5 separate regions of the Mus musculus genome follow, and regions 1, 3, 4 and 5 are each linked to region 2. Evidence: chromatin loops called from intact Hi-C (ENCODE). Cell type or tissue: heart. All regions are shown on one strand. Links, peaks and the distances in the headings refer to the core of each region. The heading gives the core; the rest is flanking DNA.

Region 1 (6,482 bases), core at 606-5,605, 110 kb after region 2:
TCAAAAATTCAGGTGACAGCAGATGCTGGCGAGGATGTGGTGAAAGAGGAACACTCCTCCATTGCTGGTGGGATTGCAAGCTTGTACATTAAGTAATTTCTAAAGTCACACCTGAGTTAGGCCTTAGGCTCCAGGTATCAGTACCAGAATGCTTGTAGACTTGCTTTGCATTCAAATTCCTTGGTGTGCTTTCATAGATAGATAGATAGATAGATAGATAGATAGATAGATAGATAGATAGATAGATAAAGAATTCATTCTCTCCTGAGGATCTTACACATCAAGCAATGTAAGATAAATAACACGTCTAAACATTGTAAGTACATGATGAAGCTTAGCTGCTAAATGAGGGAAGGACCACGTTTGAACACTTAGTTGACGAGGGTAAAACCTTGGTGGCCGCTGCTGTCTATACCGTTAGTCACAGCCTTTTAGATCTCATAAATCACAGGGCTGTACTGGGCCCTTCTGAAGAAGCCGCTATTACTAATGGGTTGCTCTGCGGGAATGTAAACAAGATATAAAACTGAAGGAAGCCCTTGATGACTCTCTTGCCTTCCTGAACAATCCATCATTATTCCATTATTAACATAACGGTAAGACAGTTGGTTATAATTTCTGTCATTGTGGAATTTCTATTGGGCTAGTGGGGTTTCATTTTGCTTAAAAATAAATATCCTCTAAATAAGAACTTTTCACTAATTGGGCGAGTGAACCCCCACAGCTGTTGTCCCCGGAAGCAGCATTAAAGGACAGGAAATAGGCTTCTTCTCTGTCCCGTGCAAGGAGGCAGAGAGAGCCTTGCATTCTGTGTGCATAGCTATGGTTGGCAAAACTTTGTTATGAGTTTCCTTGGAGAATGAGGCAGATGTGGCTGAACACATCCAGACGTCTCCCCTATATTCAGGTTTGGCAATAACTAAGATCACTTGGGGCTATGCCTCCCCTAGCTTCTTAGGAAAAGAATTGGCTACCTATGTCATGTGTAAGAACTGAGAGTGTGCAGCAATCTTGTTGATATTCTAACGGAAGTGTATTTGAAGCCCATATCCTGTATCCTTGTATATATTTGGAAGTCAAAATACGTTCAGATGCGTGTGTGAAAGCTTAAATTCCTGTCCTAAATTTAGACCAGCTGACTTCAGAGGTACATACTGTACGTTAACTAGTGTGTGTGTGTCTGGTATGAGCTAAGCTTAGATAAGCCTGTTTATACAGACTCATGAACATAGGCATTCATTCCTTTTATATAATGTATTTCCCTGAGATGTAAAAAAACCCCACCATATAAATATATAAATAGATTTACATATATCTATATATAATTTACATATATTTATATATTAACACACTCATTAGAGAGACAGTATATGCTATTTACATGTTTGAATCATAGTACGCCTTATTTACACTCCTTATGTGCCACTATTTATTGTTATATGTATAAATATTCTCTTGGGTGACTGATCCTGGAGATGAGACCCAGGGCTTCAGGCAAGCTAAGCATGAGTTTCATAATTGAGCCATACCTCCAAATTTTATATATACCACCTATATCAACTATAGGAAATGCATTCTTCATAAACACTACCACCACATGCACAATTTAAAATCTTAGAATTCTACTTTCAGTCTTTGTATGTTATGTTGTTTTTGACAGAAATACAAATGGGTGCCCTTCCCATTTACCTCATTCCCTCTTTCTGTGTCCTCGCTGCAAGGTAGAAAAAGAAGGGACTGCACTATTTCCCCAGCAGTAGTGGGAGCTGGTGGCTGCAAGCAGGCACAGACAGAGGAAACAGGCTACAGCCACGACAGAGAAGGATGAAGACACCAGTGCCCCATCTCTGTCCACTGTGTGTGTTTCTCCGAGCTCTGCCTGAAACTCCAGCTTCTTAAGGACCATTGGCCCACACATACGCAGGTGTCTTCTTCCAGAGAAAGAGCCCTGGCTCCATACTCGGAGTTCTCTAGACATTGATAGAGTGAGTCTTCATCTTCATCCAAAAGTCCAGGATATTTTTTGTCATGAGAAACAAATTGAGACAGAAATCAAACACATTTTATACACATTTCTAACATCCCAGGGTTGAAAAGGTATTAGGAAATGTTGACGGTTGTCAGTTTTCCACCCTCTAACTCGAACTTCACTCTTCCACCCAAAACTTCTAGAAAAATACTTCATTCTAGTCTAGCCAAACTGCTGCTTCCTCTAAGAAAGAAGAGTAGCCTCAAATCACCTATGCAGGAGACTACATACACGAATGCACATCAGAATAGACTCCAAAACTTGGCGAATGACTTAAGAGGTGGTATATGAGAACTGGGGTTACAGCTCATTTACGAACTCACCTTTAGCTTCCCTGAAGCCTGGGTCTCATCTCAAGGACTGTTTCTGTCCCTAACATTTCTTGGCACAATGGGAAACATTTTGGTAATGCTATGAGGGAATTAATTGCCAATAACACCAGGAACCACGACGTTTGGCTTAATGTTCTTTGACTTTGGACCCACAAAACAAGATGTGGTATATTAAAATTGTACTGTTACCAAGATCTCTAGCTTTATTTTGCTATTACCACACTGGACAGCCAGGGATTATGCAGAAAGACTTGTTCTGGGCATTGCCTTAGGTGTCCCCCTAATGACCTTCAGTCCTTTTCTGTGTTGCAAAGATCATGTGAACGCTTCCACAAGTTAACATGGTCCTATCTACTAATACCGTGCCAGCCTATGCTACCTAGGCCTCTAAGGGAGTGGTCAGTGTGTCCTCCGGGGATATGCCAATAGAGAACAGACCAAGCCTGTTCTCCACCAAGCCTGTTCTCCTGTCTCCTAACCACACTGACATCAGTCAGGGAATGCAAAGACCTTCCTAAGTCTGTGTATTAGAGGTCAATATCAAATGCAGTTGGCAAGGGAATCCACACAATAGTTGAGGATATAATAAAATTTCTGTGGCTCAGGCATCTGTCCTCATTTTTTTGATTTGGGATCCACACAGGGAATATTTCCTTCTGGTGTTGATCCTAGCAAGTCTTTATAGGAGCAGTGAGTGCATTTCCCACCAGCAGTCAACCAGCATTTGTACCTCATCTAAGCGACTCTGTGTGTGTGTGTGTGTGTGTGTGTGTGTGTGTGTACGCGCGCGCGCGTGTCTGTGTGTGTGTTGGAGGGCATTGTTGATGATTTAATTATTTCTAGTAAATAAACTTGAAACTCTAAATCAGCTCTTGTCTCAGCTTGGGTTTTATTGCTGTGAAGAGACACCATAACCAAGGCAACCCTTGTAAAGGACAGCATTTAATTGGGTCTACCTTACTGGTTCTGAAGTTGAGTTAATTATCATCATGGCAGAAAACATGGTAGCATTCAGGCAGGCATGGTGCTGGCGGGGCTGAGATTTCTACAACTTGTTCCTAACACAACCAGGAAAAGACTAACTTCCAATCAGCTAGGAAGAGGGTATGAAAGCCCATCCCCACAGTATAAAACACTTCCACTCCAACAAGGCCACACCTCCTAATAGTGCCAATCACTCCCTGGGTTAAGCATATCCAAACCACCACATTCCATTCCCTGGCTCTCATAGGCTTGTTCAAACATATGAATCTATGGGGGCCATACCTAGCCATAGCAAAATGCAAAATACATCAGTCCAACTTCAAAAGTCCCATAGACTATAACAGTTTCAACAATGTTAAAAGTCCAAAGTTCAAAGTCATTATTGAGATTCATGCAATCTCTTAACTATAATCCTCTATAAAATCAAAATCAAAAAGCAGATTACACACCTCCAACATCACAGAATATAGATTACCATTCCAAAATGTCATAATGAGGAAATACTGGACCAAAGCAAAACTGAAAACCAGCTGGGCAAACTTGAAACTCCGCATCTCCATGTCTGATGTAAAAGCACTCTTAAAATCCTTTCATCTTTATTGACCGAAACAGACTTCATTCTCTTGGGCTGCCTTCCACTCCCTGTTAGCAGCTTTCCTCAGCATTTGTCCCACGGCTCTGACATCTTTAACATCTTGGGGTCTCCAAGGCAACTTCCTTGTTCCAACATTAAAACTTCTTGTCTGGGTTCCACATATGATCTTCTGAGCTCTTCCAAAGCCCTTGGGTCATATCTACAGCTCTGCCCTCTGTAGCACTTCAGGGTCTGGTTGACTCCACTCCATTGCTGCTGCTCTTTCTGGTAGTTATCCCAGGGTACTGACATCTTCAAAATGCTGGAGTCTTCTGATACAATTATGGCTCATCAGTGGCCTCTCAGAGGCTTCCTTTATGGTGCCAAGCCTCAACTTCTTTGCATAACTCCTTTAGACCTGGGCTGTAAATTGCAACTGAGGCTGTACCTTCTATTCTTGACTCTAAAGCCAGAGCTACATGGCTGAAGCTGTCAAGTTCTGTTGCTTACTGGAGTTGGAACATGGCCCCCTTTTGCTATTACATTATCACCAGCTTTCTGTTTTCCAACTCCTTCACTGCCCAAGTTTGGCTGTCCTGGAACTTGGTCTGGAAACTGACTTTGAACTCTGAGACCTGCATGCCTTGTCTCCTGAGGTCTGGGATTGTACCACCATGCCTGGACCTAAGCTTTTCTCTACTGGGAACTTGCTCTATATTAGGCTTGCCTTAAACTCAGAGATCTGCTTGCCTCTTTCACCTGGGATTTGTGGGGAGCCGCCCTCACATTCGCCGTTGCAAGATGGCGCTGACATCCTGTGTTCTAAGTGGTAAACAAATAATCTGCGCATGTGCCAAGGGTAGTTTTCCACTACATGTGCTCTGCCTTCCCCGTGACGACAACTCGGCCGATGGGCTGCAGCCAATCAGGGAGTAATACGTCCTAGGCGGAGAATAATTCTCCTTAAAAGGGACGGGGTTTCGCCATTCTCTTGCTCTGGCTCTTGCTTTTGCTCTTGCACTCTTGCGCTCTTGTGCTCTGGCTCCTAAAGATGTAAGCAATAGAGCTCTTGCTCTCTTGCACTCTTGCTCCTGAAGATGTAAGCAATAAAGTTTTGCCGCAGAAGATTCCGGTTTGCTGCGTTCTTCCTGGCCGGTCGTGAACGCGTGTAAGAGGGATTAAAGGCGTATACCACCATGTCTTGGCCTAAGCTTTTCATGGCCACTATTCCTCTCTATTTCTAGATTGTAGTTCATTTCAGATTAAAGTCCAAATTAAAACAATAACCAGGTCCCTTGTTCTACTGCAAAAACATAAACAATAAACTTGGCAGGGTGGGTTCTTTCTCGAGGTCATCACTCCCTTAATCTGTTTATCTTCTTGAATATAGGATTCAGCTCCATTCTACTTCCTGGTGCCCCTTTAATGCTTGAACCTTACAATTTTATTTGTCCTTAGTTTGCTCCTCTTCATTAAAACATCCTTCATAAGAGTAAATTTTAGTAACCACACAACAGAATTTATGCCAGTATGCTTTGAGATTTCCTTTGCTAATGCAATTAATCTAAATCTCTTCACTTTTTAGCCTAAGGCAGACTTTTCAGACAAGGGCAAAAAGCAGTCAGATTTGTCACCAAAATATCACAAGAATGGTTGCTAGGCCACACACTAAAATTCTTCTCCACTAAAACACCTAGAGCTAGGTTTCCACAGTTCAAATTATCCTCAACAGCAATGTTTTCCATATTCCTCCTAGGATGGTCCATTAAGCCCCACTTACAGTATTCCACTGCTTTCCAAATCCAAAGTTTCCAAACACTCTTCCAAACAAAAGCATGGTCAGGCCCATCAGAGCAGTGCCCCATTCCTAGTACTCCCACCTTCCGTCTTAGTTTGAGTTTTGTTGCTGCGAACAGATACCATAACCAAGGCAACTCTTATAAAGGACAACATTTAATTGGGGCTGGCTTACAGGTTCTGAGGTTCAGTCCAGTATCATCATGGTGGAAAGCATGGCATGGTCCAGTCCAGAATTTGGAGAAATGGAGTTTTCTTTGAACCTGACAGTTTGAGGAGGGGAACTGGGAACACAGAGATTCTTAAAAATTTCAGAGACAGCCCTTAAAGCCATCTAAGAGTTGGATTTAATGGATTCTTCCCAATGTGAAGATGAGGAAATGTCTAGTTAGCAACAGGCTTTTATTCTGTCGGGATGCTGCCATGCTCCTGCCTTGATGATAATGGACTGAACCTCTGAACCTGTAAGCCAGCCCCAATTAAATGCTGTCTTTATAAAAGTTGCCTTGGTCATGGTTTCTGTCCACAGCAGTAAAACCTTAACTAAGTAAGACACTGACCAAATTGAAATCATTGCATTGGTTGGAAGAGAGCAGGACTGGTGTGACATTTCAGATCTAGCAGCACTCTGGACCTCTGTACTGCCTCCAGCTCCCCTACAACCCCTAGTGGACCTCTTTCACTTAGACTGTGTCTGTGTTGTACTTAGTGTTTGTAATTATGCACATACATTTGTTTACAAAACCCCAGATTCATAACCTGCAGG
Region 2 (6,482 bases), core at 613-5,612:
TGGTTTGTTTTTGTCAACTTGTCACAAACCTAGACATGCCTGAGAAGAGGAAATCTTAATTGGGGAAAAAAAAAAATCTTTTTTGGAGTTGAGGGTTTTTAGACAAGATTTCGATGTGTAGCCCTGGCTTTCTTAGAGCTCTCTGTAGACCACCAGGCTGGCCTCCAACTCATGGACCACCACTGCCTGGTGGGAGAAAACAATCTTTTTTTTTTTTTTTTTTAAGATTTATTTATTTATTTATTATATGTAAGTACACTGCAGCTGTCCTCAGACACTCCAGAAGAGGGAGTCAGATCTCGTTATGGATGGTTGTGAGCCACCATGTGGTTGCTGGGATTTGAACTCCTGACCTTCGGAAGAGCAGTCGGGTGCTCTTACCCACTGAGCCATCTCACCAGCCCAGGAGAAAACAATCTTAAAAGGAAGATGCCTTCATCGGATTGGCTTGTAGACAAGTCTATTGGGGCATTTCTTTGATTAATGATTCCTGCAGAAGGAGTTGGACCACCCCGAGCAAGTGGTTCTATAAAAAAGCAAGCCGAGCAAGCCATGGGGAGCAAGCAAGTAAGCAGCACCCCACCCCTTTATGGCTTCTGCTTCAGGTCCTGCCTCCAGGTTCCTGCCTTGGCTTGCTGCAATGGACTGCAACTTGGAATAGAAAAGCCAAATAAATTCTTTCCTCCTCCTCAATTTCCTTTGGGTTGTGGAGTTTATCACTGCACTAGACTCAGGGTGCACACTGACACTACCATCTAAACCTTTTTTAAAAATTATTTTTATTTGTTTATTTTATGTATATGAGTGCACTATAGCTGTCTTCAGACACAGCAGAAGAGGGCATCAGTTCCCATGACAGATAGTTGTGAGCCAGCATGTGGTTGCTGGGAATTGAACTCTGGACCTCTGGAAAAGCAGTCAGTGCTCTTAATTGCTAGGCCATCTCTCCAGCCCCAGCCTTTAACTATCGGCTTTCCCCCATTGGTTAGATGAGAATAGTCACATGTTCTTTCTTTCATATTAAGAACTTACTGAGCTAAGTGCCAGAACTCTGGTATACATGAGTCACCAACTCAGGAGCTTCCTTGTAGCTCACGCTGGTACTTCAGACCTGTGGAGATGAGAGAGTAGCATGCATATCCCATGATGCAACAACAGGTCCAAACACACAGGCTCTTTACCGCATTTTCCAGGATATACTATGTGCCTATGCAAATGGTGTAGAGGTGACAGGATTCTGCATTCACGAAGCCCACCCTAGTAAAACAAACATCATAAATAGCACAGGTAGTAGTAGATGATGGCCCTGCCAAGCTAGGGCTGTTACAGGTGCTGCCCAATGAAAACATGCTAAAAGGACAGAAACCATAGAAACGGGCAAAGAAAAAATTAGGGAAATGATCCCAGTGAGGTAAGATAGGCCCTCGGGATGCTTCTGAGAGAAGCTGCACAGGTGTGTATCCTGTGCTTGATGGAGATGGTAGAAGAGGGCAGAGGACAGAAGTCGGCCTTGGGTGTTGTCCTCAGTCACTCTCCACTTAAGGTTTTTTTTTGTGACAGGGTTTCTCACTGAGTCCAGAGCTCAGGTTGGCTAAGCTGGGTCCACACATCTCTGCTGTCCCTTCACCTACACCTTGTTACAGAGAAACACCATCATGCCTAGTATTTACTTGGGTGCTGGGATCAAAATTCATGTTCTCATGCTTGCACCTAGTAGGCATCTTATTAACTGAGTTCTTTCTTCAGCTCAGAAGCTCAGTTTTTATTACTAAGATTTTTTTTTTTTCTTTTTGAGACAGGGTTTCTCTGTATAGCCCTGGCTGTCATGGAACTCACTCTGTAGACCACCAGGTTGGCCTCACACTCAGAAATCTGCCTGTCTCTGCCTCCCAAGTGCTGAGATCAAAGGTTTGTGCCACCACTGCCTGGCTATGACTGAGTTCTTAAAAATCAAAGAGAGAAACTGGAAGGCGTTACTATCAAGTAAAGCAAAGAATAACTAGTTTTGTTTTCCTGCTCCGCCTCTGGTAGTTAACGTAGGCAAACCCTATAACCTGTTGTATTTGTTACTTTTCTATTGCCATGATAAGACATCATGACCAAGACGACTCATAAAATAAAATGTTTTATTTGGGGCTCATGGTTTCAGGGAGTTAGAATCCATGGCTATCATAGAGGGGATGTGGGGGGGGGGGCATGATGAAAGACAGGCATGTTTCTGGAGCAGTAGCTGAGAGTTCACGTGTCCAGACACAGTCCTGGGGCAGAGAGAGCTAACTGAGAATTTTTTTTTAAAGATTTGTTTATTTATTACACATAAGTACACTGTAGCTGTCTTCAGACACCCCAGAAGAGGGCATCAGATCTCATTATGGATGGTTGTGAGCCACCATGTGGTTGCTGGGATTTGAACTCTGAACCTTCGGAAGAACAGTCAGTGGTCTTAACCGCTAAGCCATCTCTCCAGAATGTTTTTTTTAAACCTCAAAGACCATCCCTAGTGGCACACTCCTCCAAAATGACCACACCTTCTAATTGTTCCCAAACAGCCCCAAATTGGGGACCAAGTACTCAAACATAAGAGTATGGTGGGGGGCATTCTCAGTTACCCCCTCCCCTCACATTTGCCTACCCATAGCTGTAGTTTCTAGGACTCTTGAAGCAGCACATTCATAGTCTATAGGAAAGTGAATGAATGCTTTATACAGGGACACTCGCCCTGCAGCACACACTTGTTTCTCTATGGTGGCTCTCAGAGAGCCTGATCCAGTACTCAGGAGCCATACCTGCCATGCTTATGAAAGCAGGAGGATGCTATGAGCTCAACTTCAGCTTTGTTTTCGTTTTTATTTTTTATTTGTTATTTTTGCCTGTAATGGAGTCAGATGGATTTATACACACAAACACAAAGAGAGAGGGCAGGAGGGAGGGAGGGAGGGAGGGAAGGAGGGAGGGAGGAGAGAGAGAGAGAGAGAGAGAGAGAGAGAGAGAGAGAGAGAGAGAGAGAAACATCCAGTGGAAGGTCAGAGCACAGGCCTGAAAGTAATACTTGTGCTTAAACTCTGGGTCAGTAGCTTATCCCTGGGTGACCTTCAGCTATTTGTTGCAACTCCCTAAGGCTCGGAGTTTGTTACCTGAAAATTCAGGATCAAGATACAACCTCTTAGCCTCGTCCTGGGATTAAAGGATAATGAGTCACACACACTGAATGTAGACCTCAGAGTATTGTGCTGGCCACATGATAGCTGGTTACAAACCAAGTCCGCTGTGCCCACGAGGGCGAGCTATTGTTACTAATAAAAAATGAGGAAAGGGAGTTAAAGCTCTAAAGACAGTTGCTCCCTTCCTAGGTCTGGGTCAGGCAGAAAGCCCGAGTTCTCGAACTTAAAAGGGACTTTGGGTGGTGGGTGGGTGGAACCTGTAACACTTGGGACCCGAGATCTCCTGCACGGGCCGAGTCAGGGGGTGGGGGCGGTCGCGTGGCCAGCTATGGGAAGGTCTCAAATGATCCCCTTCTCAGGCCAGAAGGGTCCTGTGCAAGCGAGGTCCCCCAGTATCCCGGGCCCCCAGCGTCCCAGGGCGTCGCCCCGTGCAAGGAGGGAGAGGAGGGGCGAGCGCGGGACTTTCCCCGCCTCCCTCCTCTTTCCATAAATCACCGCTGCAGCGGCAGCGGCGGAGCCGGGAAGTGTACGGAGCCGGAGCGCAGCGTGGTGGCACCAGACACCTCCCTTTTCCCCGCCGCTTTCTTTCCTTTCTCTTCTCTCACTTCGGTCTTTTAAACCTCCCTCTCCCTCCTCGCCGGGAGACCGCCCCGGTCGCCTCGCCGCGCCTACACTGGTGGCGCCGCCGCCGTCTCCGGGCTGCGCCGGGACTCGGGAAAGCGAAGGCGGCGCCGCTCCGCCGGTGCTCTCAGCCGCCCGCCCGGCCTGCGGGCGCCGCGGTCTTCGAGCCGCTGCCGCCGGGCGATGGTGGCCGCCCGCGCGCCCGCGCTGCAGCCGGGCGCCCCCTAAGTTTTCCAGCTACAGCCGCCGCGCCGTGGAGCCGAGAGCGCAGGAGACGAGGAAAGTTTGGCGGGCTGCGCCTCCCGCGGCCAGCGCCCGAATCCCGTCGGCGGGAGTGGCCGGAGGCGGCATGGCCCGCGAGCCGGAGGAAGAGGAGACCGTAAGGCCGGCCGCTGTGGTCCGCCGCTGTCCTCGCTGCCCTGGCTGGCCTGGGGCCCCGCGGCCGCCCCTTTGGCTGCTCTGCCTTGTGGCATGCTGGATCTTGGGCGCCGTGGCCGACGCCGACTTCTCCATCCTGGACGAGGCGCAAGTGCTGGCGAGCCAGATGCGGAGGCTGGCTGCCGAGGAGCTGGGGGTGGTCACCATGCAGGTAAGCGACCCCCTTCGCGCCGCCTCACTTGCAGCGCTCTCCCGCTGCGCAGAGCCCTGGGCCGCTGCACGGAGTGCCCAAGCGGGCTGTGGGACCTCTCGGTTCCTGCAGACTTCACCACATCCAGTGCTCTCTGTCCCGTGTACTCATTTGCCGCTGCCCTCTTCTGCAGAGCCTCTGCCCCGCACCCACTTTCCCCCTCTTCTCGGCCCCGGCTCCTTTCTTGTTGGCTGGGGATTCTCTGCTCTATCCGCGCTTCCTTCCCCAGTTTGCACTCTCTTCCTTCGCAGATTTGTTTTCACTCGTCACTCCTGCAAACTCCCCTTTCCTCTTTGTGTTCCCATCCCTAGGCAGCGGTCCCGCCCGGCTCGGGGCATTCTCCAAGGCTCCCCCACTCCACCCTCTTGAAACCTCCCAGCGTCCTGGAGACCAGGCGCACGAGTGGGCGAGGGAGCGAAGGTAGATTGTCCGCCTGGGCCGCAGGACTGTTGGGGTCCGGGCGGCCCAGCAACCGGGGCTCGCTCTCCCTGCCCTGCCGCTTTGGGGGAGGGGAGGGGCTGATCTGGCGGATCCCCCGCTCCAGTCCTTCTGGGGACTCTTTTTCTTTCCGCTCTTGCGGCCATTGGTCGCCTCTTGTCCGCTGTGTAATTTCTGGTTTGTGTGTGCCTTCGCTGGGAAGGGCAAGGTGAATAGGGTTTCCATTTTTTTCCCCCTGCGTCTTTTGGCCTTCCCTAGGGTTGTAGATTAATTGCCTTTGGCTGATAAGGATTTCTGACGATGCTACTAATAACCCACAGTTGTAAAAATTGCTAGACAGCAACCACCTGGAGATCCTATCGCGCCGTTATTCTCATCTTCTTGGCGAAGAAGGCCCACTCAATTAGGAACTGATGAGATGACACTCCGAGTACCAAGCCAGCGAAACAGCCTAGTGCTCCAGACAACTAACTCATTCCCGTAATAATGGTGGCGGGACTGGCCTTCGAAAGGCCGAAGTTTTCAGGAATGTGGTGTCAAAATAGGTTTCTGATTTCGAACCTAGAGTGACCATTCCACCTCCTACGGGCGAGATGTTTTGCTTCTCTTTGGGATTCAGGTTTCTGACGGCTTTCTTGAAAAAGAGAAAGAGAGAGAGAGAAAAGAAAAAGAGCCCAGAAACCTACTTCCACCCAGGCCCCCTAAGAGGCTGCATGCAGTATGCTTAAAACAAGTTTCACCTCGGCCCTAGCTTTTTTAAGGTGGAGAGATTGCTTTGCTGGGAGGGTAAATTTACATTTATTTGTAGAAATCCAGCCCGGACCTGCTGCGGAGGGGGATTTTCTTTATTTCCATGATAACAGCTACTCTTTTAAAATGCATTTTTCTATTGCTTCCTACTCTCGTCTTGATTTAGGTTCAGTTTTAATTTCTTCCATGTGCATTTTCTGGTTGCTGGCGCCCTGACCTAGGGATGGAGGGCTTTGGGAGGCAGTAAAATCATCTAGATTTGCTTTGCCTTGGTGAATGCGTTAATTTAGAAACAAACAGAACCGTGTTTTCCCACAGAGGATTTTTTTTTTTCACAAAAGGGATTTCAAATGGTGCCACCTGAAGTTTTGCTTTCAGGATTAGGTCGCCTTTGCCATCTTCACTCAATTCCTAGGACAGGACGAGGGATGGTACCCCCCCCCCCCTTCCTGTAATCTTAAAGGCTTGCTATTTCTAAGATTCTGGCAGCAATTTTATGGTTTCTCACCCTGGTCCTTGACAAAAGGTGATCCTGACGCATTGTCATTCAGGTGGGGAGACACTTTAAACACTAAGAAAAAAAAAAAGCTGGAGTCGGTGGGGTGGGTGTGTGTGTGCCCAAATGGCCCTTTATCTCTTTTCCAATTGGCCCCTCTCTAACACCTTTGCAACCCCGTTGGGAAAACGGACCTCCTGTGGACAGGGTTTTGTCTGGCAAAATGTAAAGTGGCCTCTCTCCTTTTTTCAAAGGAGAGGTGCTTACTGTATTTAAATTCCCCTTCTTGAACTATATACATTGATCTGCCACTTGCTCCTATCTGGGAAATTGTGAGAAGAACCCCCTTTAAAGTAGCCAGACTGTCAGCTTTGGGAGAAGTACTTGT
Region 3 (6,482 bases), core at 513-5,512, 92 kb after region 2:
TGGTTTATTTCACTACAGTGCCTGGGTAAGGCTTAAATAAATAAACGTGATTGACTTCGGCTGATATTTTGGGTTCTCTCTGTAAAAATCGCAGTCTTTCAATGAACAGTTTTCCTATTTGAATCTATGTTGTACACAACAAACCACCCACACACATATAGAAAGTGACTTTTCTAATGTTCACTTTTCTCTTTTGTTGTAGAGGATCTTCAATTCGTTGGTTTACACAGAGAAGATCTCAAATGGAGAGAGCGAAGTTCAGCAGGTAAGGAGCCCAGGCATGGGTGCTCTCTGCCTTTGCCTTGCCTTTCCACAGACCTTCCTTGCTCCTTCCTCACTAGAGGTTGGCCTCTTCCCTATCCTACTCGGATGGAGTCTCCCTGCATGATGGTGACACCCTTATATTCAGGTGCCGAGAACTTGCTGTTGGTTCACAACCATGCCTGATATATCCTGGGAGCATTTCCTTCTGAGTATCTTGGAGTTCCCCAAATATAAAATTGAAATATGTTTCATCTAATGCAGAAAATAAGCAGCTGGGCTTTGGACTCAGACTCCACATTCTGGCTTCTGGCATCTATCTGTCATGGCAAACGGTCCCCCCACGCCCCTTGTGACCCACAGTTTATCTCTGTGTAAGAGAATCCTAATATCTACCTTGTGATGTTCTGATAATGAAGTGGTCAGAGCTGTGAGAACAATGTGAAGTCAACCATCTTGGTGGAAAGTTCTGACATCGAAGCAGTTGCTGCCTTGGGTGCTTTTTGCTTTCCTCTTTCTAGCATCGCCTCCGCCCCGCCCCCGCCTCCGCCCTCGCCTTTTCCTCTTTCAGTGCTCTGTGCAGTCAAGATACTTAAAAGGCCAGATTCTGTTTGTTTATGGCTAGCATCGAGTGAGCTGCCTCCTGCATTAAAGCATGGTGTTGGTGAGCTTGAACATAAATAATTAGCGGGCGCTTGAGAAGGGCGGAGGCTTTAATTTCAGTGACACCACCAACTTCATTCCAGCATGTGACCGTTGTCTAGTAACTCGAAGCTAGGTTTGAAACTTCAGTGAGAACCAGAACTATGCTAAAAACCAGAATGCAGCCGAGGGCTTCCACAGGATAAAAAGACAAATGTAACAAAATGCATAATGATGCAAATGCCCAGGTCCCCCTGTTGTTTAATTCATGGAGACAGCTTGACCCGATCTGCACTTTAAAAGTGCTTTCTCAGAAGAAAGGCTTTGCGTCAGAATGGAGTTATTATCAGCTAGCTATTTGTTTACAATAAAGCACCATGGGCTAGGTTCAGCATTTCCTGTTCACAGGCGGGACCTTAATTTTAGTCACTTTTAAGTGGTGATGTGGTGATGTATGCCTCCTCCTTCTTACTTTAGGTATCGTTAAGGATGAATAGCTTGAAACTGTAGTGGTGTGCCACACTGAGCCTTGTCTGCCTAAATCCTGACTTAAGCTTATCCCAAGAGCCAGGAGGCACTTCAGCATCACTGAATCTAGAAGATTTGTCATGGATGACGATTTCTACACAAAGCCTGCTCGTTAGAGGAGGCATTTTTGGGAGCCAATGGCTATTTGATAACCCTTTAAAGAATGTGATCTGGGGTATCACTTAGAGCCTCTTTTCCTACGTAAAAGTAACAGATACAAGCGCTTACGTGGGCAGTTTCCGAGCCTGCAGCTGTTTTGTGTTCTGGGGCTGATGTCATTGTTAAACTGGCTCTGAGCAAGCATGGAAGCCTTCAGTATAATTGTTAGGAATTATAGCAACTGACAGAGCACTTACAGAGCACTGGTGCGGGAGGGTGGGGTGCAGGGGGTGGGGGGATGGGGTGTGGGGGGCATTTCAATATATCATAGCTAGTATTTGACAGATAAGCTTCAGAAGCAGACTGTCCTACTAACGAGGAGAAAACAGAGGCCCCAAGAGGTCAAACAAGCCACCTATACTTCTCTATGAAGTCTCTATGAAGCAGGAAAATTAAGTTTTCAAAAATGAGTGTGACACAAAGATATGTTGTCCTCATGTGCCTTTTCCCTGGTCATCAAATGGTTCTTTCCTAAGCTGAACGAAGATGTACTTGTCACTAACTACTCCAGCCTCTCCACTCTGCCTCCCAGAAGCATCGAAAGCAAGAGGGTCTCATGGTCAAGAGGCTCTGTGGTCAGGAGAAAACTGCACTGTCACTGTTTCACCTACATTTCAATACATACAAGTCCTGGATATTTTCTTCTATCGTGACTTATTGATCATTTCAGCACTGTGATCCGTCTAACGATAAAGGTGTGCAATTGCATGCTTACTGAAAATGCATACCCTCACTGAGATGATTCTCGTATGGTTTCCCCCTTTTATAGCAAAAAGAGGGTCCTGATTAGGAGCTATACAAGGGGCTGGAGAGACAGCACAGCAGCTAAGGGAACTTGCCCGTTATCCCAAGTTTAATCTCCAGAACCCACCAAAAGGGGAAAGGAGAAAACGAACTCTACAGAACTGTCGTCTAACCTTCACACATGTCCATGACACAAATCAATACCCCCCAACCCCCCTGCCCACAGTAATAATAATTAAAATATTTTTTAAGCAATCCCCATGATACTAAATGATACCCAGGGCAAAATCTTGCAGGAACACGTTCACCTGGCCTGCTTCCTCTTCTATTAAGCATTCTTCAGCACAGGCATTCACACTTAATTCCCTTTGAACTTCAGAGTACTAGTAACTAATTAAGTTACTAGTAACTAATTAAATAATCACTAGTAACTAGTCTGTCTTCCAAAAAATTAGAGTCTATCCAATGTTCAAAACATTTGTAAGCATAACAGATATGCTTTAAGGAAATATATTAAATAAATATATCAACCTAGCAACCTACCAAAGAGGGTATCCTACCTGAGGATTCTCTCAGAGGTAACCTTATTCACTACATAACCTGGCTTGCCAGGAACTCGCTATGTAACCAGGCTGGCCTCAACGTCACAGAGATCTGCCTGCCTCTGCCTCCTAGCACTGGGTCTATACCTTGCTATTCTTAGTTAAGGTTTTTATTGCTGCGACGAAATATCATTGCTTGACCGTAAAGCAAGTTGGAGAGGGAATATTTGGCTTACTCTTTCAGATTGATGTTCATTATTGAAAAAAGTCAGGACAGGAACTCAAGCAGGGCTAGAACCTGGAGGCAGGAGCAGAGGCCGAGGCCATGGAGGGCCTGCTGCTTATTGGCTTGCTCCCCCTGGCTTGCTAAGCCTGCTTTCTTACAGAACCCAGCACCCTGAGCCCACAGCAGGGTGGACCCTCCCCTGTTGATCACTAAGAAGTGTCCTCCAGCAGGGTCTTAGGGAGGCATTTATTTTTTCAACTGAGGTTCCCTCCTCTCTGATGACTCTAGCTTGTGTCAAGTTGGCATAAAACTATCCTACACATACACACAAATTAATTTTTAGTTTGGCTGCTTTTGTTCTTTACACGAGTTTTAAGTGTCTTGTCTTTATTCAGGCATCTCTCTGCTTTTGCTCCCTCCATTGTTTCTGAGCACCTATGGCATCTGCAGTCAGCCTTGTTATAATTGTTACTTCCTGGGTGTCATAGAACGTGCTAATTACGAATCCCGCTTTATGATCGATCTTGTATGGATTGTTTCTGTTATAGGGTTGAGTTTTTTTCACATTGCCATATAGCTTGGAGAAGCTAAATTTCTTTAATCATTGGAACTTTATTTTGTCACCGCCTCAATGCTGGAAGGCAGGGCTGCTGCTTTTGTGTCTGTATGCGCCTCCCAGCCCTGGGTGGTGGCCGGGCAGGCAGGGACGATTACGCTTACTGGAGAATCGCTTCTCAAGCCCAGCATTGAGGATGTTTGAAGAACGACAAGCCCTCCTCACAGTGGTGGCCTTGGCTTCCTCTCCTAGGACAGAGCTGCAGATCCGAGGAGGTATATCCTTTTCAATAATTGGTAATTTCTGGTTTTTAGTCTTTTGTCAAGTCAAGGAACCTAAAGGGGGGTCTTATAAGTTGTTTGAAGTGACCTTTTGCATCTTTATCGTGCACAAGACTTGTTTTTTTGAGTTCAGAATCTCATGCATGGTAGGCAAGTACTGTACTAATTTTTTGTGATTTTTGTTTTTGAGGGGTGTGGGTAGGTCCATCAATATCTTTTTGGCATCATTTACTGAGTTGTTTTAGAAAGGCTGTACTATGTTCTCTAAGTCAGCCATATCCAAAGAGAAGACTGTCCTGAGAAGGATACTGCACATCTGTGCTCTCTGCTCAGCCAGCCACTAACCCTATGCGACTCTTCTCACGTAAAATGTGTCCAGATTCTGACGAACCAGATTTCAATTGTTACTTGAGTTTAATATAACCATGCTGGGGGAGCCGTGAGTATTTAGCGTTTGTATTTTCTCCAATATTTTGACTTGTAAAGTAAAATTTCCAGGCAGTTTTGGAAGCTCTGTAAGTGAAAGTGCCAGGCCTGATGGCCAGAGTTCCATCCCAGGGGCCCTCATGGCGGATGGAGTGCTGAGAACCTATAGTCCAGCACATCCTGTTCTACTGCTGGTCAGGAAACTTCCCTCTAGCCTTTACCACTCTATCCCACCAGTAACCATCGACGACTAGTCTTGATTACCTGTTTTTATGTGTGTGCAAGTTTGATCGGCTTCTATTGGCTTTTTATCTATTACTATGTTGATATCATAATTATTATGTTGTGTGTGTGTGTGTCTGTGAGAGAGAGGGAGAGAGAGAGAAGCGCCCATAGAAGAGCCAGAGGCATCAGATCTCCTGAAGCTGGAGTTGTAGATGGTTTGCAAGCTGCCTGACATGGGTGCTGGGAACCAGGTTCAGGTCTTATGGAGAAGTAGTATTCATTCCTAACCACTGAGCCATTTCTCCAGTCCCTGGTTATACTTAAAAGAATTTTTTAAAAAATCTTTTATTTGCACGAATGTTTCGCCTGTGTACCACAAGTGTGCTTTATGACCAGACAGAGGCACCTGATCCCCTAGAACTGGCATTACGGACAATTATGAGGCACCATGTGGGTGCTGGGAATTGAACTTGGGTCCCCTAGAAAAACAGAGAGTACTCTTAATCACTGAGCCATCTCTCTAGCCCCCCCCCCCCCCCCCGATTGTGCTCTTATAAACAAGTGTTAAGATCTGGTGAGGTAACATCACTCCTTCCATTTCCATTTATTGGTTTCTTGCTCAGTTTCTCATGCTAGCCAAGCCCTGAGACTAGCTCCATCATTGATACCCAGCCCTATATTCAGAGTAGAAGTTCAGGGTCCCCAGGCCTTGCACACACCCTAAGGATGAAAACAGTACTGATTAGTGCTGGGTGTCTGTCCCACTTCCTGCCATCACTATGAGGCACAGTGCCCAGCATAGCAGTTCTATTTCTACAAATCTCACTGTCCTCTTCACTACAGAGACAATTACAATTGATGTTAGGATATATTTGAGAAAGAAAAAAAGTAGGTTGATTATTCAAAGCAGACTCTTGACCTCCTGGATCAAAGTTTTACTTTTTTAAAAGGGTCTCATAGAGCCCAGGGTTAGCTCAGACTTGCTATGTAGTCAATGATGATTCTGGACAGATGGCTCTTTGGCCTTTACCACCTATGTGCTGGCTTTACAGAGCTGTGCCACCTCACTCGGGTTCACGCAGCGCCAGGAGTTGAACCCATGGCTTCATGCATGCTGTGCAAACATTTACCAACTGAGCTATATCCCATCTCCTTTGCCCTCAATTTTAATTCAGTCTTTAGAATAACTACTTATTATAGTTGGAGTGCACGGGCACATGCACACACACATGTACACACACACACACATGTATACACATGTATACATGTACACACATGTATACATGTACACATGTGCACACACACACACACACACACCACAGTCTACTGTCTAAAATCCTGCCATACTTTTCTCTATCTTTTTATCCTTTAGGAAAACTAGAGCCCACGGGTCCTGGCTGTCTGTTCTTGCTAATAAGATCTTCTTGAAAGTCAGATCTTATTTGTGTATATCATGGAACTTGGCAGGAAATCTAATGTGTTGTTAATATCTTTGGTTAAGGGAGCAAAGTAATTAACACTAATAAAAGACACTTTTTGATTCTTGACTCTTACCACAAATTTCTCCATGGCATACTGTTTTTGCTGCTTTTACCCATTACTACTTTTGCATTAGCCCTCAGAGCCTGGGTCTACATTGCTTAACAATGTGTTTTAAGTCTTTGATTAGTTCTCTGTATGCTGTTTTTCTGCCAGAAGACAGTGGCAAGAGCCTCGGAAAGAGAAAATTCCACCCCACACATTCTTGTGAGGAGCTCCTCCAATAGATGCCCGCTTTGAGTAGTTCAAGACATTAAGTTGTAGGTACACATTAGGGGCGTTATGTGAGGTTGAATCTGAATCAAGAAAAACAAATTTTTGAGCAAGTGGTCCCAAAAGTAGTAAAACAGGCT
Region 4 (6,482 bases), core at 863-5,862, 210 kb after region 2:
TACCACATCCACAGCGCCACCCCTTGGACCTTACTCCACTGAGCATCACTGTTGCAACGCTCGCACAGTTTTTATATGAAAGTCTGGTTCTTTCTATGTATCTAGTTCATTTCTACAATGCCGTGGGCAGGCAAAGCCACAGGTTGAAGTGAAAATACTACTGAAAGGCAGGCTTTAGTTGAATGGAAATTAGGATTTCTTTGTTGTTACTTTTTAAGTTACAGCGTGTGTGGGTGCACAGACGTACATAGGACACACGGATAGAGGTTAGAAGACCACTTACAGGAGTCAGGTCTCTCTTTTAGCCATGTTGATCCCCAAGATGGAGCTCAGACTGTCAATTTGGGTGCTAGGTGCCTTCACCCACTGATCTATCTTACAGACCAGGGATAGGTAATTTCTTTTTTTTTTTTTTTAAGATTTATTTATTTTATTTATACGAGTACAGTACTATTGCTGTCTTCAGACACACAGGAAGAGGGCATTGGATCCATTACAGATGGTTGTGAGCCATCATGTGGTTTCGGGAATTGAACTCAGGACCTTTGGAAAAGCAGTCAGTGCTCTTAACTGCTAAGCCATCTCTCCAGCCCAGTAGATAATTTCTTAATGTCTGAAGTTTTCTCCCTAAACGAAATTGAAGCATTCTTGATAGTGAAGCTATCTTAGTCAGAGTTTCTATTCCTGCACAAACATCATGACCAAGACGCAAGTTGGGGAGGAAAGGGTTTATTCGACTTACACTTCCACACTGCTGTTTATCACCAAGGAAGTCAGGACTGGAACTCAAGCAGGTCAGAAAGCAGGAGCTGATGCAGAGGCCATGGAGGGATGTTCTTTACTGGCTTGCCTCCCCTGGCTTGCTCAGCCTGCTCTCTTATAGAACCCAAGACTACCAGCCCAGAGATGGTCCCACCCACAAGGGGCCTTTCCCCCTTGATCACTAATTGAGAAAATGCCTTACAGCTGGATCTCATGGAGGCATTTCCTCAACTGAAGCTCCTTTCTCTGTGATAACTCCAGCTGTGTCAAGTTGACACAAAACTAGCCAGTACAGAAGCTTTTTGCATAATAAGCCATGTCACTGCATGCCCTAGCAGAGAGTGTCTTCCACACTGGACAAAACTCCTCCAGAATCCTCTCTGTGCCACAACCCTGGAATGTGGACTCCTGGTCACCAACATTTTAAGAGATGAATGACATAGACTCTGGTGTGAGTTGGAATAATTTTCCTAAGGTATCTGATACAAATGCAGAAGGATGGTTATAACATAACATTATCATACAGATTTTGAGTTTTTGTGGCACTCCTAGAAGCTGCCCATCACATTTGCTAGCTATGGAATGAAGAAAAAAGGAGGCTTAGTTCAGTTTCAATGTTGCAGAAGCAGGAAGTCAGTCTTCTCTCAAAGAACCTTTATGTTTTAACTGTGTTTTATTCTAGGAAGCAGAAAGGTTTGTTAACCAAAAGAAAAAAGTGTGCAGCTTGTAGCTAATTAGGTTTGCTTTTGAAACAAATTTACTGCTCTGACAAAAGCAACTAAAAGCCCAAGTGTTCGTTCTGCCATACAGCTCAAGGGTGGCATCTACCATGCTGGAGAAGTCAAGGACATAGGGGACTATTATAACTGACCACACTGCATCCACGATCAAGAAACAGTGAGCATAGTTGCATCAACATCTGCTGCTATTCCATCCCCATTCCCCTTTGACACAGTCCAGGATCCATCTAGGGAATGGTGCTACCCACAGTGGGATCTCTCTACTTCAACTAAGTCAAGCTAATTTCCCCACACACTAAGTGATATTAACACTCCCCTACAATGATGTTATCTTTTTTTCTTATTATAAAACTAGTAGCTGGAGAGATGGCTCAGCCGTTAAGGACACTTCCTACTCTGCCAGAGAACTGGGAAGAGTTCAATCCCTAGCACTCCCATGGCTACTCACAGCCATATGGAACTCTAGTTCCAGGGGATCTCATGCCCTCTTCTGGCCTCTGGAGACACATGCATGGTGCACAGACACAGGCAGGCACTAGAGCCATGCACATAACATTGAAAAAAGAAAAAAGCATAATAAAATTATCTATGAAAATTTATATTTATGGAAGTATAGATGAAAAATAATATATACCAACTATTACATGAAAATTATATGGGACTGGTAGAATTACCTGTAATTTTTTTTTTCTCATCCAAGTGAAGAAAACAAGGTTTTTAACAAACAATGCTCCCTAGGCTACATTTTAAACCAAGAGACGTCTCAGTGGTCATGAGCCCTTGCTGCTCTTTCAGAGGACCTAAATTGGGTTCCCAGCACCCGGGGATCCAACACCCTATTCTAGCCTCCAAAAACACACACATATAAAAGTAAACCTTTTAAAAATACTAAAAAATGTTGAACAGTGGCCATGTGATGCTTTAATAATCACAATCTAAACTATTCTGTCTTTTCTGCAAGAACGCTAAGTTGCCAGGTGGTGGTGGCACATGCCTTTAATCCTAGCAATCGAGAGGCCGAGGCAGGAGGATCTCTGAGTTCAAGGCCAGCCTGTGAGAACAAAACAAGTTCCAGGACACCCAGGGCTACACTGAGAAACTCTGTCTTAAAAAACCAAAGAGGCTGAGGCAAGTCTTTGCACTGCTGTCTTTCATCTTTTCCACAGGGGGATTTGACGAACCTTGTGCACGGCAGCCACTGCTCTAAGTACCGCCTGACAAGGATCCCAGGAACCAACGCGTTTGTCGGCATCGTCAACGAGACCTGCGACTCTCTTGCCTTCTGTGCTTGCAGCATGGTGGACCGTCTCTGTCTCAACTGCCACCGGTGGGCTGGATTCTGTTCTTGGACTGTTTTGACCAATGCCAGGCATTTGGAGCAGAAGGGGTGGGGATGTGTCCTGGGGAAGGGAAGTCCAGGTTTACAGGAGCCTTTAGATCTGTGCCGTTCCCATGACCCAGTCACTGTGGCTGCGGGTTCAGGTCAAATGCTATTTAAATCTTCATCCACGGCCTCACTTTCACCGTCGACTGTAAAACTCGCAAAGGATTTTTTTTTTTAATCTTAATCCCCTGGTGTGTGTGTGATATTCTGCTGACATCTACCTCTGACTAGTAATTCTGTTTGCTTTTCAGAATGGAGCAAAATGAATGTGAATGTCCTTGTGAGTGCCCCCTGGAGGTCAATGAGTGTACTGGCAACCTCACCAATGCAGAGAACAGGTAAAAAAAAAAAAGTGTGTGCGTGTGTGTGTGTGTGTGTGTGTGTGTGTGTGTGTGTGTGTTTATGTGTGTGCATGCATAAATTTATATTTGTATGTATGCATGTACACATGTACAAATGTAGGTATGTGTATAAGCTCCATGTTATTATCATGTTTTCTATAGATTTGTTTTGGGTTAAGAGTGTACAAAAGTGCTTTGTTCTAATGAGGAACCTAGTCAGTAAGCCAGATTTCAAATAATGTCTGCCTTGAGGTTCAAATAAATATGCTGTGACGTATTAATAATGCATGGCTGTATTAAAGCTGAGGAGATGGTTCTGTGGGTAAAGTTCCTGTCGTGCAAACATGCGGACTGAGTACAAGTCTCCACAGCCCTGTAAAAGCCAGGCAGTGACATGTGCCTGTAACCCTAACAATCCAGGAAACAGGCAGGACGATCCCCAAGGGTTTACTGATCAACCAATCTAGCCAGATTATGGTGCTGTAACTTCAGGTAGGGGTGTGTGTGTATGTGTGTGCGCGCGCACGCGCATATGAGCACATATATTATTTCTATTGTACACAAATATAAACAAATTAAGCAATCCAATAGTTAAATGGATTGACCCAAGGTCTCACTGAGTGGCAAAGCAACCTATACCAAATATAAAAACTCAGATTTGTCTGACATTATCAAGGACCTAGGTGTTTGGAATTTGGGTGCCATTGACCCTAACCTCCAAACTTGCTTCCTACATAGAAACCCGAGCTGTGAGGTTCACCAGGAGCCAGTGACATACACGGCTATCGACCCAGGCCTGCAAGATGCCCTGCAGCAGTGTGTCAACAGCAGATGTAACCAGAGGATGGAAAGTGGGTAAGAGACCTTCCTGAAAGCTGGGTGTGGTGGGACATGCCTTTAACCCAGCACTCGGGAGGCAGAGGCAAGAGAATCTCCGTGAAGCCAGCCTGGTCTACAAAGTGAGTTCAGCACAGCCAGGGCTACTATACAGAGAAACCCTGTATCAAGAACTGACACACACACGAGAGAGAGAGAGAGAGAGAGAGAGAGAGAGAGAGAGAGAGAGAGGGAGAGACTATCTTGAGATCAGTGCTTAGCAACCCCACTGAGCCTCTGCAGCCAGTGCTTGGTTCCCTATCCTTCATGCTTTAAGGAGATGTCCTTTGTGGGGCGCTAGTATGGTTCTTACACCATGAGCCTTATGTCTCACAGATGAACTCTTTCATTCCCACTGGTTACAGGTATTTGACTCTTGCTCTAGGCTGAAAAGGGCCTCTGCTGTGTGTATGAGGTCATTTTGTTTCAATAAGCAAAGTGCAAGAGATGTTGCAAGGGATTAGGATCTGGGCTTCCAAACAGGACCCAGCAGCCATCAAGGCTTCTCTGGGAAGTATTGCAGAACTCATTAGTTTTCCCTTCTCCGAAAACAGATCTGCTCCAGGGTAGTTCTGAGAACTACCAGCCCTGTGTCCCCTGCAGCAGGCTGCTCCCCTCTGGGTGTTTTGGACTAGGCATGGGGCAGAGGCTATGGCAGACCTGGAGGAGGGAATTCCCTCCCTCTGCCTGCTGGTTACCATGTGGATCAGGCCAAGCGAGGGCACAGAGGGCATGTCAGCCTCGTCTTTGGTTGAGCTGAGGAAAGGGTCACCCAAGCACTGATTAACATGGGTTGTCACGCTACATTTAGGAGCAGGTAGCATTGCCACCAGTGTAATTTTTTAAGAGCCTCACTATGCACGCGGCTCAGGAGACTGGCTGTTAGGAAAGCTCTTTTAAACAGACTGACTACTCTTTTCCTGAATGTATTTGTCTATTATTTCTTCCTTTTCCAACAAAAACCAACATAATGACCACTCACATGGGGCATGTTAGACCAAAACCAAACAACCCTGGGGCCATTTGCCTTTGATCTTCTGAGATGACTTTGAATAAGACCACACTAATTCCCACGTGGAGGTTGTAAGGTAACTCAGAATACTTGGCCTTCTCTCATTGTCCTGTGGCCGAGAGGCATGCAATAGCCACCCTCAGGTTAAAAACTGCTCTCCCCACTTGACAAGGAAAGGGGCTTGACAGGCAGCCATTCAGAGCTGGAGTAAAGCTGGGGCCCTGAGATCTGACTAAAGGCCAACTTACCCGCCCTCCCGCTCATACTGCTTCCTTAAACATTGTCAACCTGCCAGGGACTGTTTCGGTGTGCTGGACTGCGAATGGTGTGTGGTGGACAGTGATGGAAAGACTCACCTGGACAAATCCTACTGTGCGCCCCAGAAAGAATGCTTCGGGGGGATCGTGGGAGCCAAAAGTCCCTATGTTGATGACATGGGAGCCATCGGTATGTTGACTAGGGATCCATGGTGATTTGACTCTTGAATGCAATTTTCTGCCTGTATCCTGGGACCAACATTAATCATCCTTTGCCCAGCTTCCCTGATTCGTTTGCCCAGTCATCCTTAGTTAAAAAAACCCAAGGCAGATAATTACCTTCAGAGCTGGCTACACACTCTGTGCAGTGAGCAGCCAACCATGCTGCCAAATTTTGCAAGCCTGGAATTCATTCCCATGAAGCTGACTTTAAGAAACTCTGGCCTGGTTTCCACATGGCTGAACTCGAGTCCGCTTGGATGTGCATCCCAGCTGTCAGAGCACAGGGCCTGCCTGGGGTGTGCTAGCTCATCCCCGAGCCTTCCCTTTCCCCTTCCCACCTTACAAGGTTTCAGCTACCCACCACTGTTTAGGGCAATGAGGTCAGCAGATGCCAAGGCTGCTTAGGGTTGCTATAGCAGCTTAGGGTATGGACAAAGACACCATATGAAGAGCCCCCTGGGATCAGGTCACCAGTTCTTGAAGATACTACCAAAGACTCTATTTATCATTGGATTTTTTTTTCCAGTGTCTTCCCAGAATCAGCAGCATGCCCTTGCTCTTAGCTGGCAAATTTGAGTCACCGTATCTAAGCCACTAGTGAATGTAGACGTTTCTCATCTTGGTATACAGTTGTGACCCCATAAACCTATTATGGGTTGAAAAAAAAATGTCAAAATGTTTTTTAATACACTCAGCCTGCTGAATGTTAAATAACTTAACAGAACAGTTCACCACAGAGTGCTGGTTTTTTAACCCTTGTGAGCCCAGGGCTGATTGGGAATTGCCATAACCTGCATCAAGAGAATATCTATCTTCCATATTCCAAGCCCAAGATTCCAAAGCCCAAGCCATTTTTACTGAATGCTTCATTACTTTTTACCATCATGA
Region 5 (6,482 bases), core at 459-5,458, 190 kb before region 2:
GTCTCATTTATCATTTCTAATTAATTGATTTGAGTTTTCTCTTTATCTTGGTTAGTTTGACTAGGAATCAATTGATCTTATCAATCATTTCAACGAATTAACTCTTTTTCTGTCTCACTTATTCATTGTGTTTTCACTCTGCCTCATTAATTTCTGGTTTTTATTATTTCTTGACATTTACTAATTTGAGTTTGGATTCTTTTTTCTTTTCTAGAGATTAAGAATAGGTTATTTATTGGAGAGCACTCTGGTCATGTGTAACTATAAAATTTCCTCTTAGGATTTCCTTGGCCATATCCTAATTTTTCTCATCTATTCTCATTTTCTTTTTACTCTAAGAATTTCCTCATTTAGTCCCTGATTTCCTCAATAACTCATTTCCTAAATGATAATGTTATTTCAAATGGGTAGTATTGGTTGGGTCAGTGAAATGGCTCAGAGGGTAAAAGCGCTTGCTGCCTGAGGTGATGCAGCCCTGACAGCCTGGTTCACTCCCCAGAACTCATGCAAAGGTGGGAGGAGAGAACTGGCACCATAAACGTATCCTCTGGCCTCCATATGCATGCTGGGATACACGTACCCAGCAACACACACACACAGTAAAGCACACACTAAAATGATAAGCAAAATTTAATTTTAAAAATTGTATTGTTGTGCTGGGGTAATGGCTCATGGATAAAGTGTTTGCCATCCAACTGTGAGGACCAGAGTTCAGCTACCCAGAACCCAAAAAAAAATCTGACCAGGCATGGTGTCCGCCAGTAACCACAGCACTTGGGAGATGAAGACAGGGAGGCTTGAAGTAAGTCGACTAGCTAGACTAGCCAGAGTTGGAAAGTTCCAGATTCAGTGAACCCTGATTCAGTAAATAAAGAGAAATCCAGGTCACCTTACAGCAACTTCAAGCTCCTACCTGTGCATGCTCTTACACACGTACACTTGTATTCATACATGTACAAATGCACATGCAGATGCATCACACATGATGCTCTCGTAAAGATAAGTGTGTCGTTTGATTTCCAAGCATCTATACGTTTTCTGAGGTTTACTAACTTTATTGGGTTTTGGTTTTGTTCTTGTTTGTTTGTTTATTTGTTGTTTTTTTATGCTTTGGGCTTTTGTAATTTCTCAATTCCTTTTTGTTCTTGGTCAAATTATTAGCAAGGGTTGAAGTATATGAGGAAATATATGTACTTTCTGCCAAGCCTAAGGGCCTGAGTTCCATCCCTTAAAGACTATGTAATAGGGGAAAGACGAGTCCTGATAATTGTTCTCTGACCTCCACAAGTTCTCTGTAGCATGCAGGTATGTATGTGCACACATGTGCTTGCGTGTGTGCCTGCACACACACACACACACACATACACCAATGTAATTTAAAATTTCTGCCACACTATTCTTCATTTACCTCTGCGGCTTCCTCTGAGTTCAGCTCACTCTTGTTTTCAGTTTGTTTCAAGCAATGCTTGTTTGGGAGGGGTCCTCGAGTTAGGTTCTCACTGTTTGATCTACTTGCATAGACTTAACTTCACCCTCTTGCAACTGGGAGTACAGGTGCATCCCACCGTGCTAGGCTTAACTTACTCCCCCAGCCCCAATTCCTTACACTGGAAGCTGATACCTAAACTGAAGACTTTTCCCCAAACCCAAGAATTTAATCCAACAGACTTATTATCTTTAATCCAAAAATCCTGCCTACTCTCCTCCGCTCCCTGCAAAGTGAGAGCCAACATGCAAACAATTTCCGGTTTTAGGGTATTTCAGATTTCAGAATGTCTTGGATTTGGGGGTTCCTGGTTAGGCCATACTGAAGTTGTAATGGCTAAGCAAGCATTCTGAGACACTTCTGGACTCCACATTTTTGGAAAGGAGACCAACCCTGAGTAAAGTCCCCCTCAGTTCCTCTTGCTTCCCTGGCAATCCAAGGAACTGTTATGTTTCAAATTTTCACTAAAACTAAAAGAGGCCTAATTTTGTTTGTATTCTTTGATCCATGTATTATTTAGAAGTTGTTTTTAGTAAATATTTGGAGATTGCCCAGAGATCTTTCTGCTTTTGATTTCTAAAATAATTCCATGTGGAACGAGAATGTTTCCTAAAATATCATAAGAGTTCTTTCATTACCAAGCTATGGCTATATTTTCTATTTTTAGCTGCCAATGGAAAAATATGTCAAAAATACATGCAAGCTGAAATAGAAACATTTAGAAACAAAACAGTTCTAGTTTGAGAGAATTTCTTACTCTTTACCCCACAGGCAACAGCAGGGGTTGCTGGTGGGGGATTCCAAATTTGGAGTCTGACATCAAGAGCCAGTCACATGCTTGCAAACTGTGGCCAGGGGATAGGAGTTAACCCACTTTCACACTGGTTTCTCTAGTCCAGCAGGATAGGCAATAATGAATGACACCTCAGTTGTTAAGGCTGCTGAGAAGACCAAAAAAAAAAAAATGCACAAATGCATTATAAAATACTAAAAGCAGCGGCGCAGACCTGCAGTGAGCCTTGTGCATTTCATAAAAGAAGTTGTACTTCTGATAATTCATCTGATAGACTATGATAGAAAAATCAGTTTCCAGAGACCTGAATTCAAACCCATCAGCTACACGGATGGCTTTGAAGAGCATCCATACATAGCACTTTGAGATGCATTTTGGTGGGAGATTTTTCTTAAATCTGCCCCTGGGGTGTGACAAGCCATTTAGTTAGGACACCTATCGCTGGAAGGGATCTCTTCGCCTTCACCACATGAGGCGAATCTGAAGCTCAAGTCTACACGAGTGTGAGTTCCAGTTTTGTGACTCACAGACTTCCGAGAAGAGAGTAGGAGAGAAGATGGGAAACTTAACTTCTAAACATCCCCCCAAAAACAGTGGTATCGGTATCACTACAGCCTAAGACAGCTTTAGAAAATCTGCCTTATTGTTCCTACTCCTCTCTCCCTGAAGGTGGCGCCCGTTAGCCGCTGTGCCCGTGCTCAGGCTCTGAGGTTCCCAGAAGCCAAGCACTTTGAAAGGCTGGCAGAAACCAAGAGCATTTATGAGTGGGACCGCTGTGCTTCCCTAGGGAAGACGTTTCCACACCGCGGGAAAGGCTTTCTAAGAGGAAATTACTCTAGCTTAACGATAGTGCTGCTCGGTAAAGTCAGAGCCAACCTGGAGAAGTCAGTCAATCCTGCCTGTCAGATGCCAGAGCCCCTGTGATCCTGCTCAATGACTTCCAGTGCCTAATGCCCGCCCTGGGAGGAGGGGGCGGGAGTGCCCTAGGTACCAACAAGAAAGCTCCCGAGCCTGATCTCCACCCAGAGCGCCTTTGCCTCCTTCTCATTACAGGTTGGGAGACTCTGAGAACACTGACAGTTCTTTTCCCTTCCTTGTCCCTTCCCCTCCCCACCCCCCTTCTCCTCTCCCTCCCTATTACCTTTCCTTTTATTCCCTTCCCTTCTTTCCCATCCCCTCCCTGTCTCTCTTCTCCCTCCCCAGGGGAAAGAAGGAGGAGGGAGAGACGCTCAAATCTTGTACTAAACAGTTCCATAGCTTAACCACCCTTCCAAACCTGTGTTCTTTCCGACTAATCTGATATCCAGATGCCAAAGCAAAGCCCACGTGGTTTGAGGTTTTTATCAGGCACGCAAAGAAAAGCTAGCTCTTGTTTGCTGCACACTGCTCTGCAGAAGAGCTGCAGGCCCCTTTTTGCTTTTATTTGTGGCCTCAAAGTCCAGACCCTCTCCCCTGTTCTTCGTCTTATTTTTGAGTTCTAGAGACCACACTGGAATCCAAACGGAAAGCGATCCCCCTAAAAGCCAAGGATAATTAAATTTACTAATTGAATTTTGTTTCAACAAATACAATTACAACATGCAATATCATCTCCTGGGGCTTTTTACATGTCTCAGGGAGGAGCCCTTGGTAACAGTGCTCCCCTGATAGAGAAAAGGGCTTTCTGCAGAGGAGAAACGGTGTGTCCCAGGCAGGTGTGCTCACAAGCCACTAGCCATTTCTAAGGGAACCTACACACTTAATATTGTCCTGGCTAACTCTACATGTGACAGACAGTTACGTTACAGCAATCTAAAATAAACCCAATGTCAATAGGGAAGGTTATTAAAAGGATATATTTACTTTAATGTTCACCAAGGTTTTAATATCTATGGATCCCCATATTATATGACTGATAGGAACACACACACACACACACACACACACACGCATAGGCACAGAGAGAGAGAGAGAGAGAGAGAGAGAGAGAGAGAGAGAGAGAGAGAGAGAGAGGTAGCAGTCCAAAAGAGGCTTAAAGAGACAGAGATTCATTTTCCTCTCAAAATCAGAAGCTCCAGGTCGCTCCTGCTCCTCTCTTGCTCCCTTGCTTTTCCCTCCCCCTTCCTCCTCCCCATTCTCTTTCCCCCTCTCTCTCCACGTGCTCATGGCCAACCTCTATTCTCTGTGTCTCTCAACTACCCTCTTAACTCCCCTCCCCATGCACTGAATAAACTCTATTCTATACTACAGAAGAAGAAGAGGAAGAGGAAGAGGAAGAGGAAGAGGAAGAGGAAGAGGAAGAGGAAGAGGAAGAAGAAGAAGAAGAAGAAGAAGAAGAAGAAGAAGAAGAAGAAGAAGAAGAAGAAGAAGAAGAAAGAGGAGGAGGAGGAAGAGGATAAGGAAGAGGAAGAAGCAGCTGCTCTGGGTCAGGTGGGGCTGGCCCCACAAAGCTGGTGGTGGGTTGACACTACCAAGGGCCAAGCTTGCTTCTTTTCCACACTTCTGTATGTGGAGTGCTGCCTTTTGTTCCAGTGCCTTTCTCAACAGGGCTGCAAGAGCTCCAGACTTTACCTCTGTTCAAGACTGAGGGGCTAAGAAAGCAGAAAGGATGATGATATTGGTTCCTATTTCCATTTAAAGCAACAGGCTACCGTAAGATGTATTCAACGCTAGAGAGCAAACTTTCCAGGAAATGTCGGCTTCTCTGTTCATCCATTCAGATATTTACTTATTGTGATTCAGGGGGTAGTTTACACCCTCTGCGCTAAAGCAAGGCTATGCATTCAAGGCTAGCCTGAGCAAATTAGTGAGGCCCTATCTCAAAATAGTAAGGAAAAGAGAAGGCTGGGGATGTCATGTGCTTACCTAGCATAACGCAATACCCAGTACCACCTAAAATAAATACATGTTTAATACATGTTCTCTCTCTCTCTCTCTCTCTCTCTCTCTCTCTCTCTCTCTCTCTCTCTCTCTCTCTGTGTGTGTGTGTGTGTGTGTGTGTGTGTGTGTGTTAGTGTTTCCATTTTTTTTTTTAAATCTTAAAGTTCTGGACATTTACACTTCAGTTAGGAGACTGAATATCTTGGACAGCCTAGGGCAGAGGGCTTTAACATCTCCTAAGAAATTGATATGAGTGGTCCTAAAGCAAGGTTCTAAGTCACATTTTCAGTCCAAGAATGGCTCAGAACACAGGAACTGTAGAATGGCTGGGCCTATTCTGATCCAGAGTTGCCTGTATTCTATGGAGGTTTGGAAACACCTCCTAAACTAGAATAGCAGACTAAATCACTGAGGGATGGACTGCAGAAGCTGCTGGTTTAAGACCAAAATCCAACCTGACCTGGCATTCTGGGAGTTGTAGTTCTTGGAAAATAACAAAGCCATAAACTGGCCAAATGGTTTTGTCCTTTAAAAAAGCCCCTATGACTCATGTCTCAATACCACTCATGGAGAATTCCAGAGGGTGGTCTTAACCAAAGTCTATTCTGGTCAGTATTTAATTAAAGTTTGGCTCAAATTTGGCTCAAAATGGTGGAACTGATTTATCTCTTGCAAATCGAAGGATTAATACTAGGACTGGCTGAGTCCAGTGGTCCCAGACAGTAATGGCTGTGTCCAGGAAAAGCTGCCATCTAAAATTCAAGAGGTGGAGCTAGGCTCCAAAGAGCACTGTGCTCCATGGACTAGAGCAGTTGGCTCCTCATCTATGGGAGTAAACAGGGCGCCGTGAGACTGGAACCTGGTAGAGAGGAGCCATCATTCAAGACTGTGCCCGATTATAAAAGTTGAGCCCCAGGACTCTGTGAAGACTGCTGCTGTGCCTCAGTGTCCAAGGGCTCCAGGTGTGCATCTCAGCTGGAGCCTCCCAGCAGCTAGGGTCATTGCCACTGTTCAATAAAAGACTGGTGGAACCCAGAAAAGCTCTATGCCCCTTTTTTCATATCTTTAACTTGGGTTTGCATCTATTAATTTAACCAAAACCTAAAGAGCCAAATCAGAAGACACCTGGAGAGTGTTCCCAGCCTCTCTAGATAGCTATTGGAAAAGGGAAGGACACTATGTAGATCAAGAGGCAGGGCTGTTCAGGTAAGAAACAGACTGCAGGAGTTTGGCCAAAACATTCACATGGTATCCTACTTCGTTCTGAGGGTGAGGGTGGGGGCATAACAGACAGACATGATTCCTAGTAAAGTAAAAGTTTTGAAAAATAAAGTGAAAGAATTA

What was found. A loop is a pair of places that touch in the nucleus more often than their neighbours do. Peaks named below come from ENCODE experiments on the same cell type or tissue, not always from the same donor. Only the 100,000 strongest peaks of a DNase experiment are listed, where the experiment ranks them.
Region 1: a loop joins it to region 2, with 2.0 times the contacts of the local background. A loop is called at or near these places in 3 of 42 quality-filtered maps.
Region 3: it touches region 2 in a loop (2.0-fold over the local background); 2 of 42 quality-filtered maps call a loop at or near these places.
Region 4: it touches region 2 in a loop (4-fold over the local background); 15 of 42 quality-filtered maps call a loop at or near these places.
Region 5: a loop joins it to region 2, with 3 times the contacts of the local background. A loop is called at or near these places in 5 of 42 quality-filtered maps.

What each region holds. Positions count from the first base shown.
Region 1 is chr4:100,879,128-100,885,609 of GRCm38, forward strand. All of the region lies in intron 2 of Cachd1 (cache domain containing 1), which reads left to right. Among named protein-coding and RNA genes, the nearest start is that of Cachd1, 110 kb to the left of the region's middle. In heart, for the core only: no CTCF peak of the experiment used is centred there; no DNase peak of the experiment used is centred there.
Region 2 is chr4:100,772,998-100,779,479 of GRCm38, forward strand. Cachd1 (cache domain containing 1) reads left to right here and starts at 3,682. Exons shown (of 27, transcript NM_198037.1): 1 at 3,682-4,371. The coding sequence starts at 4,132. In heart, for the core only: a CTCF peak has its summit at 3,681; DNase peaks (open chromatin) are centred at 3,664, 4,204, 4,504 and 4,714; H3K4me3 peaks cover 2,627 bases; H3K27ac peaks cover 1,993 bases.
Region 3 is chr4:100,864,780-100,871,261 of GRCm38, forward strand. It overlaps Cachd1 (cache domain containing 1), which reads left to right. Exons shown (of 27, transcript NM_198037.1): 2 at 203-265. Among named protein-coding and RNA genes, the nearest start is that of Cachd1, 91 kb to the left of the region's middle. In heart, for the core only: no CTCF peak of the experiment used is centred there; no DNase peak of the experiment used is centred there.
Region 4 is chr4:100,985,414-100,991,895 of GRCm38, forward strand. It overlaps Cachd1 (cache domain containing 1), which reads left to right. Exons shown (of 27, transcript NM_198037.1): 20 at 2,669-2,829; 21 at 3,138-3,224; 22 at 3,966-4,082; 23 at 5,411-5,562. Among named protein-coding and RNA genes, the nearest start is that of Raver2, 80 kb to the right of the region's middle. In heart, for the core only: CTCF peaks have their summits at 1,995 (motif pointing left), 3,178 (motif pointing left) and 3,390; no DNase peak of the experiment used is centred there.
Region 5 is chr4:100,585,450-100,591,931 of GRCm38, forward strand. No RefSeq gene overlaps it. Among named protein-coding and RNA genes, the nearest start is that of Ube2uos, 61 kb to the left of the region's middle. In heart, for the core only: a CTCF peak has its summit at 2,941 (motif pointing right); a DNase peak (open chromatin) is centred at 3,132; H3K4me3 peaks cover 742 bases; H3K27me3 peaks cover 527 bases.